Regions from separate parts of the Mus musculus genome. Here region 1 is linked to region 2. Evidence: chromatin contacts called from ENCODE Hi-C data. All regions are on one chromosome and are shown on one strand. The core of a region is the stretch at or near the end of the contact, and the rest is flanking DNA. Distances in the headings are between cores, read along the strand shown. Region 1 has its middle 55 kb from the start of Vapb. Region 2 holds the start of Ankrd60 (ankyrin repeat domain 60).

Region 1 (5,639 bases), core at 6-2,505, 210 kb after region 2:
GAAGGGCAACACACTGGGAGGAGGCCCCCCTCAACAAGTCTGCACAGTGTTGTTGGTTTTCTAATTGGGGGCTGGATGGCCTAGAGCCCTCTGCCAGTCACCTGCTGTGGGGCAGGCCTTCAGGGCCAGGGCAGGAGGCTTGACCGACCTATGGCTCTTTCAAGGGGTTCAGGACCTCTCGGTCCCTTGGGGTGCCTGGGACAGTGTCAGGTCCCGTGGCCTCCTGATCTGAGACAGGAGTTACCCTCGATGCTCTAAAACCAACTACCCCAAGAGAGCCAAGTGTCCTCCAGGTCTTATGTCTGCGTTTGGCTCCGTCCATTCTTTCTGAAAAAGCAGTATGGAGAGTGCTTAAAGCCAGTGTGTGCCTTGTAGATACTTAATAGCCCATCCTGAGCCTCCAGACAGGATGCGGGCGGCATTTACCCATTCAGCCAGTGTTTGGTAAGCTCCCGCCTGCAGGGCCAGGTGACACTGCAAGCGGGAGGCCCAGCAGGGGCCCTGACAGGAGGTCTGCTGTTCTGGAGATCCAAGTGAATAAACAGGATGTTGTTGATAAATGTGTGATGGAGATGTAGGGGGCGACAACCCAGCTGAGCAGGGGCTGAAGGAGCCGGAAGGAGTGGGCTGAGCTCTGTGAGAAAACAGAGATGACCACAGAATGGCTGGCATGGAGGAGGGGGCTGCCTGGACTATAGGAGAGTCCTCCAGTGTGGACGGATGATTTCTGCCCTTTGTGGAAGTGGGTCTTCCATCTCTTCAGGTGACTAGCTCTGAGCAGACGGGAGGTGGACGGCTGCCACCCGAAGCCCACCTCTGTAAGTGGGAACAACCCCTGCCCCCAGCCCTCATCAGTGACTAATGGCCCTGCACCAGCCCCTGCCAGGGCCCTAATGCAATTCCACCTGCGTCAGAGGCTCCAGCCAGAGCCTGAGTCACCCTGGCTCCCAGGAGAGGACACACGGAGAGGCCGAGCGAGCGTCAGCAGCACACACACACACACACACACACACACACACACACACACACACACACACACACACACACACTGCTTCTTTGCTCGGTGGTACCGCTGGGAGATTAAACACATTCGCTTAGAGAAAAGCAAAGAAACAACGGCCTCTGCTAGGCAGAGTCTGGTAGCTAACGGGCCTCCGAGAGCTGTGTACAATCTAAACTTTTTATTAAAAAGAAAAAAAGCTCTTTTGCTCTCCTGGGACTTGCACTGTGAAATTATCAACCGCACGGGCTTTGCCTCCCTGTCAACGTGACTGCACACACAGTGGAGAACATTAATTTTGTTTTGTTTTTTCACAGCCGAGACTAGGCTCTTCCCTTCTGCCAAGGAGAATGCTTCTGGGTCTCTCTCTCTGCCAGGGTGGCAAGGCCTGGGGGTTTCGAGGCCCTGGCCTCTGCCCACCACTTCTCTCCTCACTAAAAGAGGCTTTCTTCTGTCAGCTCTCTCCATAGTGGGCATAGCGAACGAAGCCCAGCCCGGAAGCACCCTCTGATTTAGCGTATGTAACCAGGTAGCACAGGACCTGCTGAGCCATTCCAAATGACCTTCCCTGTTACAGCAAGAAGCCCCCACATTCCTCCTAGAACGCCCTGACCTCTGTCCCCAGCCGGGATCTAGCTGACCCAAGCCTCTGCTTACTGTGAAGCCCTGTGCCAAGCCCCTCTCTGTGCCCACATGTCTCCATATGGAAGCTACAGAGAAACTGCTTCAGTCTTTCCCACCAGGGAGGCCACAAGTGGCCTTTGGCTTTCACCAGTCCCTGTATCCTCAAGAGTCACCTATGTTCTCAGGCCCTTTCCACCCGGCCCCAGGCATTTCTGAGCCCACCGGGAAGATGCTGAGATGGGGTTACATTGTCTAGAAGATAGACATGAATGAATTAAAAGCCCTTCTAACACTGATCAACATGTGGCCATGGTGGGTGGAAGAGAGGGGGGGGGGTGATGTTTTGGGGGGAGGCACTAATGCTAGTCTTCTTGAGGAGATAGTATTCAGTCTGAGACTTGAATGAAAGTGCCGAGGGAGGACATGTGGCAGAGATCCCCAGCCAGCCCCCTTCTGCAATCAAGAAACAGAGAGGCAGACACATCTGGGGTGTAGGGAGCCTTGGCTGGACGCTGCTGCAGACAGCCAGAGCTTCGGTGCTCCGTATAGGAGGCACAATGGAGGGATGAGGGAGGGGGTATTGGGAGTACGCAGCAGGCTGGGCTTCACCCCTGCTTTGTTCCTCTCTCCTCTCTCCCACATGTCTTTTCTTTGGAACTATAGTCCCGTTGGTTGACTTTAATAACCAGTGAGAACATTTTTCAGGCTGTTTAACTTTATTAAAAGATTTAAATTTGATGATGAACGTTGGCATGGTTGCTTCAAGCCTCAGAGGCTCGCTCAGCCATGGCTGTGTCCTCGACACCTACTGTCATCCCCACAGGGCTAACCTCCCTCCCTACTGCCATGTAGTCCAGGACTGTAAATAATCTAATTATTTCTTGTACTTTGGTAAATATGCCAGGAACACTCGTAGCTGTCTGAGACCCACAGAGAATATTAACTTGGTGCCTTCCCCCCTCCCCTCTCCCAGAGAAGAATGGATAATAAGTTAGAGCAGTCTCCTTGGCCTGATTGAACCACACACTGTCTCGGAGAGGCCAAGGGCTTTCCTCTGCATGCATCATTAGCCTCATATAGGATTGTTCAAGATCTGTGATAAGAGACACGGGTGGGAGGAGGCAGAAGGAGCTGGGGACAAGTGTCTCACAGCCCTGAAAACCCTTGAGCCCACTAGGACACCAGTTAATCTCGCAGTGTGCAGATGACGGACACCTAGGCCTATGAGCAGGGTCCCCACCGTGATGACAGCACCCCTGAGCGGATGAGAACCCGCTATATTAGCATCGCGGTGTGGGGACATTGGGGGGGTCAGGCTTGCTGGGTCCTGCCTCCAGATGTTGCTATGCAGCCTCATGGCCCTGACCTCCCCCTGGGGCAGTCCCGAAGATGCTTGCTGTGTTCCTCCCCGTCTGTTGACAGCAGCAGATTCTGGAAGAAGATGCAGGGCTAATTACAGAGCACATTGTGCTGCAGCTATCATTAGTATTAATTAGTTTCCAAAGGCAGAGATGCACTTTCCTCCGTGGACTATGCCCCCGCTTGGCTAGCCCTAAGCTTGCAGGCGCTAGGCGTGGGCGAGGGAGACTTAGAGGCCGCAGCCTGCGGGGAGAGGCCAAGGTCTCAGCTCAGATCAAGCCCTCTTTCCATGCTCTGTGGCCCTTGAGGACCGGATTTATCCGTGTGCTGTGTTGCCAGCTTGAGGTCTGACTTACAGAAGCAAAGGCAGATGCCCAAAGATGCCAACAGGCAGAACTCAAGAAAGCCGGCTGGCCCCAGAGAGACAAGGCCTTTACCAGAGAGCTGAGAAGCACTGAAAGCCCCAAGCTGCATCTTTAATTCATGCCCTGGCTTGAGTTTGTATTGCTAAATTCAAATTAATGATCTCTACACCGCAACCCAGAACCTGGCCAAGCGGAAGGAAGCACCTTGGGCACCATCAGACAATGTTCTCTCTGTCTCAATACCCAAGGTGACGAAGGGCCGGTAGACTGACACCAACCTCAGCGACAGGATTAAAACTAGCAGTAGGGTTTTAGAAACCACGTTTTGCAGCCATATCCAGGTCTGTGGTCTGTACCCCTGAATACAGGCTAGACTAGAAGTGGCAGGGTCGTATGTGTCCATCCAAGATAGAGCAACGGAGAAGGGCTGACCTTCCCCTGTAATGTGGTGACAATACAGAGCCAGGTGGGTGTTTGTAGGAGAGCCATACAGTGTTCAAGGGGCCACCCGGAAGTTAAAGGCTGATGTCATAGCCATTCAAAGAGGGCCAGTCCTTGAGTCAGGAGTAGCATGGGGAGAGAGATGACAGGAAGATACGGTGCCCACCCAATAGAGAGCTTCTGCATTGGAGGCCTGCTGTGAGGGTCTGGGGGCTTCTTGGGCCTGCCTCTTGCAGAGGGGGGTGGGGCTGGAAGGAGATAGGACGTTTCTCAGGAGTGTCAGGACTGGATCCATCTGTGGGCCTCTGTCCAATGAAGAGCAGGCTCTGCCCATGGGGGTCTTGTTCCGTTTTGAACAGCTCATACTCTACATGTGGGAGCCTGATGCCCAAGGGCAGGCACCCGTTGGTGGCTGTGACATCCCTCTCAGTATTTACTGACCAGAACCCTGGGCCACCACAGCTGCTTGGCTTGGAGCAGTGGAGTATGTCTGTAGTGACCTGGTCCATGGGGGTCACATGGACCCGAGTAACCTCAAACATCAGCTCAGTGCCACCGTGGACCCTGGGGGACGGGCTGCCTCTGGAGTAGTGGCCAGCTGCAAACACCGTGAAGGTAGTCTGGCGGCAGGCAGGGTCAGAGAAATGATGGTAGCACCCTTCCCAGGAAAGTTGATGGTCGTTCAACCTGAAGCCCATACGAGGAACAGCACCGCTGGCCTTGCTTCACAGCTCACGCTGATCCAGTGGCCACTGAGGCGCAGCGGCAGACCTGGCCGGGAAGGCAGCACAGGCGGGTGGTGCTGGTCGGGTGGTGCTGGTCGGAGCGGACAACAAGACTGCAAGCCAGGCAGGGCGGAGTGTGGTGCTGCCGAAGTTGAAACAGAGTGGTCAGGCAGCAGGGAGAGCCAGGCATTAACCGGAATGGTCTCCCAGTACAGGGCCCCAAGGCTAGTCAGGTACAGGTGAGACCCACTTACTGGTTGTCAGCTGTCTTTGCCCTCAGAGTGGCCTCTTGGGTGTCCTTGGACTTAGAAAGCAAAGTCACCATCTTCCCTGAGGGGACCTGAGCCCACCAATGGCCTGAAGTTTGTAAAGCAGCCTCCAGCCCTGTCCAGTCACCTCCTCATGTTGGTCTTCCTCTCCCTCCTTCCCTTCTGCTCTAGACAGGAAGTTGCAAAGATTCTCTAGGCTGAGGTCCTGATGCCCCCCCAACTCCCAGACTCCCCGTAAACACACACTTGCTGAAAGGACGAGAAACCTACTGACGTATCTAGGTGGGTTAGAAGAAGCCCTGCCCAGGTAGCCTGCCTGGCCTAGTGCTGGGGGTTTTGCTGAACCCCTCCTGCCACTGTTTGGCAGACAGTGACACTCAGAGGCTGGGTGGCCTGCCACAGTTGTCCACAGTTGCACACTGCCCTGCAGGACCTGTCCCAGAGCTGCATGGCAGTTTGCACGTCCTCTGTCCAGGGAACAGCAACGCCAGCATGGTTTCTGTGTATGGTGTGTGTGTGTGTGTGTGTGTGTGTGTGTGTGTGTGTGTGTGTGTGTAGATGTGGGGTGAGGGTGTATGTTCCTGTGTGTGCAGGCACATGTGGAGGCCTTACGTTGACCAGGGGAGTCTTCTTCATATCGCATGTCACCCTATTCTGAGGCAGAGTCTCTCCATTGACCCCACACTTGTCAACAGGACTCATCTTCCTGGCCTGCTGGTCCTTCCCTCTGCTTGACCTTGCTTTATAGCTCGGGCTGGCCTGACGCGCCTGATTCTTCTATGTCTCTAACGTGCTGCGATTGAGAGCATGAACCACCATGCCCTGCCTCCAGCGTATATTACAGCAGACAAAGCAA
Region 2 (6,145 bases), core at 3,209-5,708:
AATCACAGAGGACTTGGATTGCTTATACGCGATTACAATCTGCCCAGGCTGTCCTAGGAGCCTTTCCAGGTGATCAGAATCCACAAATGTTCTGAGTTCTTCATAATTATTTTGAGTCTCTATGCCTGACCTGAGCGGTTCATCCTTGAATCTTCATGATGACCCTCCAGCCTACATGGCCTCTTCCTCTAATTGGAAGCAAACTGGGGCTAGGCTTGGCTAGGATGTGACAAGGTCTGACTCCTGCCAGACGTGTGGGTACCACTTGATGATCGTACTCTCAGGGGGATGTAAATAGAGAGCTGGTCATCGACTCCATTAACTAAGGTTTTGTTTGTGGCTTGACCGTGGGAACCGGTCTGCCACTGCTCTGAGACAACTTGGCTTTCTAACCGTGTGGTAAGCATCTAGGAGAGTTGTGAGTCTTGCCTCATGGTTCCCGTGCAATCTCTAGCACGTCCCCTTTTGCAGATGGGTAGCCACTACCTTGGGCTCAGACAAATGCTACTAATTATCAACAGATAAATGATCGCCAGGAGCAGTACTCGCTCATGAATTTGCTTGGCGAGTTTAGACAAGGGCCATCGTGGCACTTTCCCGCCATGATCTCACTTGCCCTTCCCTCTGCAACCTTGGAGGTGGGCAGATGCGCCAGCCACAGTCAAGGCAGCACAGCTTAGGGGTCAGGCCCCCAGCAGTTGCTAAGTGACTGCTGAGTCTTAGCACTGTGACATCACTGTGAAGTCACCCACCTCTTATTCTCCATCAGCTTGCCTGAATTTATTGCTTACTGGTGAAAATAAATGAACAAAAGGGGGTCCAGAGTTAGGAAGACACATAATTTTTCAATTCCTTGCTGGGGAACAACTGCACAGACCCTTATTACACCTTGTATCCTTTATACCTTGCTAGCTATAGACAGGCTCAAACACAGCTTCTTGCTAAATAAAGCTTTGAAGAATATATATACATGCATCTTTCAACTACTGTAAGAAAACACATGTGCCATGGAAAACATTTAACCTATTTTTGAAAGTGTCGAGGAAGAGTATTTTGGCCTTGCCTGCACAGTTTGCAGAGTCATTCCTGTCCACTGGGGAACAGCACAGAGAATTCTAGAGCTAATGGGGCTCTGCTCTCCGGATTAGGAGACTGAGCCCAGGACAGCCAGTGCCTGAGAAAGCAGAGCGTGGGGACAGGTTGCTTTCAGAGCTGTCTCCATCGCTCCCAGGCCCTGCAGGACTCTGCAGTGTCTCCAGGATACCGGCTGCTCACATTCCCCGGGCAGCTCAGAGGGTTTTGTTTTGTTTTGTTTTGTTTTTTGTTTTTTAATCTTCATTTTCTTGAAGTGTTTTGCATTGATTTCCATCGGGTGGGGAGATGATGGAGCCCAACCAAGGGTCTTTGATCCTGTTCTCATATCCTAAACATTATAGGGAATGGGGACAGGGGCAGCCATGTCCTCAGGTTGAGGGAAGGGTAGACAGGCTGAAGAGCCTCTGGTTTCCACTGGGTGCCTCCCCATGGAATTTGTCTAGATATGGGGTTCGTGGGGGGTCTAGATTCAAGAGAACTGAAAGGAATCTGCAGGGCTCCCTGTGAGCCCCGAGTGTGGGGAAGGTCACAGCTTGCAACTTGGGGTTCAGAGACAGACTAGGTTAGTGTCAAGATTGGGGGGGGAGGTCTAATAATAATGGTCATGGCTTGCTTTGAGTTCTGGGGTCCTGATGAAAGCAGGATTTACTCTGTATTTGGGGTTCTCATGGGAGCAAGTCTTGCCATCTGGCTGGGGTTTCTGGTTTTGGAGGAATCTGTGGCAGGATTTGGGGGTCTTTGGATGGACTTGTTTTGGGCAGCTCTGGTTGGTAAGCAACTGGGAGGAATCAGATAGCTCTCCTTGGAGATTTAGGGTCTTGCTAGTGATAGAGTCTGCTCTAAACTTGGGGCTCTGATATGATAGGCTTGGCTAGTTGATATGTATTGAGTTTGGGGGTCCTCGGGAGTCAGGGATGGTTTGAACCTTCATTTCCTCACGGGGACACAGCTGGTGTCAGCTTTGAGGTACTCGTGAGCAAATGGGTGGGGAATCAAAGAGAAGCAAGCTTGACTTCACTCTCTGGGGGTTCTCGCGTGGGCTTGACTCATCTAATCCCTGGAGCCTTTATGAGGATACTTGGGTTGGACTGGGGTCCTGCTGTGCTCATGGGGAGCTTGGAGCTTGAGGGCTGGCTTTCAGAGGTGGACAGAGCTGGGTTTGGATGTGGGTGTCCAGCTGTGGGCAAGGTCCGTGTTGGGATCTAGCATACTTATGTAGACTGGGGTCGGGTGAGTGGTGATAGCTGGGGGGAGGGGTGTCTCAGAGTTGGGTACATAGGCTCTGTGCTGATGCTTGTGATGTGGGTGGAGTCTGCTCTGGGATTCAGGGTGCTGGTGTGGCCAGGGGCAGCTAGAGGATATGAGGGTCAGACATAGCAGTGTGTGGACCGACTGTGGGACCCTGAGGTGGGCAGTTTGTCTCAGCTTCGGTATCCTTGTGTGGAAACAGCCATGGAGGATAGCCAGTCCTGATGGTCATATGTTTTTAGCCTGGGGGACTTGGGGCTCAGATTTGGTCAGGCTTGTTTTGGTTTGGGGTGGGTCCTAAGGTAGGTAAAGGATTGAAGTTTCAGTGTCCTCGTGTAAATGCAGCTGCTATAGGATTTGGGGTTCTGAAGTAGTGAGAGCTAGTCTGAAGATTTTGGGGTTCAGTCTTGGGTAGGTATATCCTGGATTTGGGGGTACCAAGTGGGAAGTATTTGTTTTACTTTTGATATCCTTATGAGTGAGTGGGTGGGGTACTTGGGTTCCTAAGAGACTGATGGCTAGCCTAGATACTTGAGGTTCAAACCTGGGTTCATGTTTGTTCTGGGCTTGGGGTTCCAGGATAAGCAAGGTTCATTTTGAGTTTTAGTATCTCTGTATGCAGAGTTAAGTGAGCAGGCATTTGGGGAGCTGCAGTAGTGGTTAGCCTGAGAGATTTGGGGGTTTAACCTTGAGTAGCTGTGTTCTGGGCTTGGGGTTGTAGGATTGGCAGGTTTTGTTTTGAATTTTAACACCCTTGAGAGAATATACAGTTGGTATGAGTTGGGGGGCGGTGTTGGTAGCGGTTGGTGTGGGAATGAGATCTGGGCACTCAGCTTTATTCTGGGTTTGGGGTTCCAGGAGGGGAAAGTTTGATCTGAGTTCTAGCATCTCTATGTAGACACAGTTGATGGAATCTTGGGGTCACCTAAAATAGATCTGGTCATGCTTGGCCTGGATTTGGGGTTTCCTAAGGTGGGTAGGATTTTGTTTAGTATCTCTGGATAGCCAGTGGGGATGGAGGACATGGGTTCCCGAGGCAGTGGTCATTAGCCTAGAAACCAAGTTCAGTCTTGGTCGACTTTGTCCTGGGTCTTGAGGGTCCCAGGTCCAGATGGCTTCTTCTGTGTTTGTGCAGACATGTATGGACACGGTTGGTTTGAGTTTTAGGGTTGGGGCTCTGAGCTAGTTATTTTCAGCTTGGAGATTTGGGGTTCAATCTTAGGCAGATGTCCTCTGCCTTTGGGGACCTGAGGCCAACAAGGTTTGTCCCAGCTTCTGAAATGCTCGCATAGACAGGCTAACTAGAGAATTTGGTATCCACCACTTAGGGTTTGGTTTGGATCCAGGTTCTCATGGGGGGAAAGGCCTGTCCTCGATTTGGTAGTGGTAGGGTCTACTAAGACCTAGTTTTGTTTCAAGAGTGAAGTCTTAGGTAGACATGGTTGTCTTGGGGGCCTGGGCTCCCTAAGGAAGACAAGAGGCTGCCCAGAAGGTCTTGTGGTTTTGAGAGTTGAGGTTCTGAGCAGCCTGGACTTGCTCAAGGTTGGCAGACCACAGCCTGCGACAGACACAATGCTTGTGAATGAGGTTCACCTATATATTTGGGGTTAATAAGACACCCACCCATGTGCTTGGAGTTAGGAGCCCTTGAGTGGCCAGCGCTCCAAGGGGCCGTTCTAGATGGGGCTCGAGTGGTTGGGTTTGACTTGGTCACCTTGGATTCTCTGGCAGTTACGAGTGTCATGGGGACCCAGGGCAGGAGTGGGCCGGGGGGGGGGGCCATTGAGTGGGAGGAGCTCATGGGGTGCGGGAAGGGGTCGGGCAGGGGCCACCTCGGTCCAGGAAATGCAGCCGCTGCAGGTTGAAGGGGATGCCGACCATCAGGTCCAGCTCTTCTTTGAGCTCCCGCACTGTCATGTCGTTGCGGCAGTTGGCCACGCGGAACAGCTCCCCAGTCTCCTCCAGCTTCACCCGCAGGACATAGACGTCAGGAGTCAAGTCTGGCGACACGGTGGAGGCAAGCGGGTCCCCTGTGTGCCCCCTAACCTGTGCGCGGGCCCTGCTGGAGGGCTGAGTGTGGCGCGCGCCCGCCTTGGGGTCGTCCCCCTGCCGTTTCGGCGGACGCGCGCCCGCCCCCGCCACGTCTGCCGCCCTCCGCATGGCCCGCGTCATCCCGCGCGTCATCGCCGCCCCCGCCTGGGGCCCCCGGGACAGGAGAGGGGCGCCCGCGCTTCCGGAGACTGCTCCCCCCCCCCCCCCCCAGCCTCCTCCGCGGTCCTCGCCAGCCTGCTAGCCCTGTGGGGAACCTCTTGTCTGTTCAGGGCAGTCTGCATGGTTAGGGAGAAACGCTGGGTCCACAGTTTCTAAGGTGGTCGACAGGCTTGCTGCCGTGTGCTTTTAGGAACATAGCAATCCAAGCTAACCTGGGCCACGCTGGAACAGGCAGAGGCTTGGGTGGAAATGGCATCAAACCCGTGTGCCCTGACGTTGTGACATCCTCGGAGGGAGAAAAGTATGGAACACATCTGATGGGAAGGCTAGGCTTAAACCTTTTCAGGGGAAGCTCAAACCGCAGGGTTGGGAGGGTGTAGGCCCTCAAATACCACCAGACCCAAAGCAAGGCCTTTAGGGGCTAGAGGAAGCACCATGGAACGGGCAGGGAGCCAGAACGCCCTTCAAAAACTCTGTTGTTACCACGAACAAAATAGAAGCTTGAAAAATAGTTTGTATAGCAGTTACACAAATTTGGTCTAAGGCATGGTGGTCCAGGCCACCCACTCACTTGGGGGCAGAGGCACATGCAGTTCAAGGTGACATAAAGGGACGGTGGTTTAATCCTTTTATATCAGAGAGGCTCATTCTAAATGATGGATAATTATAATGTGTACAGTGAACAGGCTGGGGTCTTACAGTCTTTCTTTTTTTTTTTTTTCTTTTTTCTTTTTCTGCAGTACTGAGTATTGATCCCAAGGCTCCACCCAGGAACAGAACTCCCCCCCCCCCCCCCAGCAGCTGTCTTGTAGCCACAGTCTTGATAGGAGGCTGGTCTTGTCATAAGTGAACAATTTCATTTCAGTACCTAGATTCTACCTCAGAACACTAAATAGTTATTTTTATCTTTATTATTTGTCTTTTGTTTGTGGGATTTTTTTGTTTTGTTTTGTTTTGTTTTGTTTTGTTTTGTTTTTTGAGACAGGGTTTCTCTGTGTAGCCCTGAGTGCCCTGGAACTCACTCTGTAGACCAGGTTGACCTCAAAATCAGAGATCTGCCTGCCTCTGCTTCCCGAGTGCTCTGATTAAAGGCGTGTGTCATGACTGCCTGGTGTTTTTGCTCTTCTTTCTAGAAAATTATGCTCTATAAAGGATCCAAGATTCTAGCTGAGAATAATTTTCCCTCCTTTTAGACCAACAGACTTGATAAGTTTCCATTACCTGAGCAGTAGAAGCTTGTTTTGCTGCAGAGGCCCTGCAGCGTGCCTCGTGTTCTTACTGTAGACACGCAGCACACACAAAGCGGGACAGCTTCTGGCTTTGTTTTTAATCGTGTGTCTCTAACTTTAATGAATTAACTCTGTGCTACAGTAGCCCAGATGTTGCCTGTGCTGGGTATTTGAGTTCTTTACATTTTTCCTAGTCTCTTTGGCACCGCATAGACGCCTTCCTTTCCTCTTGAATAACAAGATCAATAGAATTTGGGGACCTGCAGGGGTATCCCGTGTAACAGGAAATTCAGTATATGACCTTGAAGTTTGTTTTTAGGAAGAAGCTCCTGTGTCCCACGGGCTCCCCACCACTTCGCTGT

What was found. A loop is a pair of places that touch in the nucleus more often than their neighbours do.
Region 1: a loop to region 2 is called in a map of heart, with 2.3 times the contacts of the local background. The contact joins the enhancer-like site here to the promoter of Ankrd60 in region 2. A Hi-C loop is called at or near these places in 5 of 37 maps with a recorded cell type or tissue (adrenal gland, heart and left cerebral cortex).

Annotation. Positions count from the first base shown.
Region 1 is chr2:173,789,529-173,795,167 of GRCm38, forward strand. It overlaps the pseudogene Gm14371. Among named protein-coding and RNA genes, the nearest start is that of Vapb, 55 kb to the left of the region's middle. Within about 2 kb of position 1,256, at least 1 of the 3 ENCODE cell types and tissues checked has a DNase peak (open chromatin) inside an H3K27ac peak, as active enhancers do; it is heart, where a contact is called at or near this core.
Region 2 is chr2:173,573,815-173,579,959 of GRCm38, forward strand. Ankrd60 (ankyrin repeat domain 60) reads right to left here and starts at 4,459. Exons shown (of 4, transcript NM_027303.2): 1 at 4,176-4,459. The coding sequence starts at 4,260. It also overlaps the pseudogene Ppp4r1l-ps.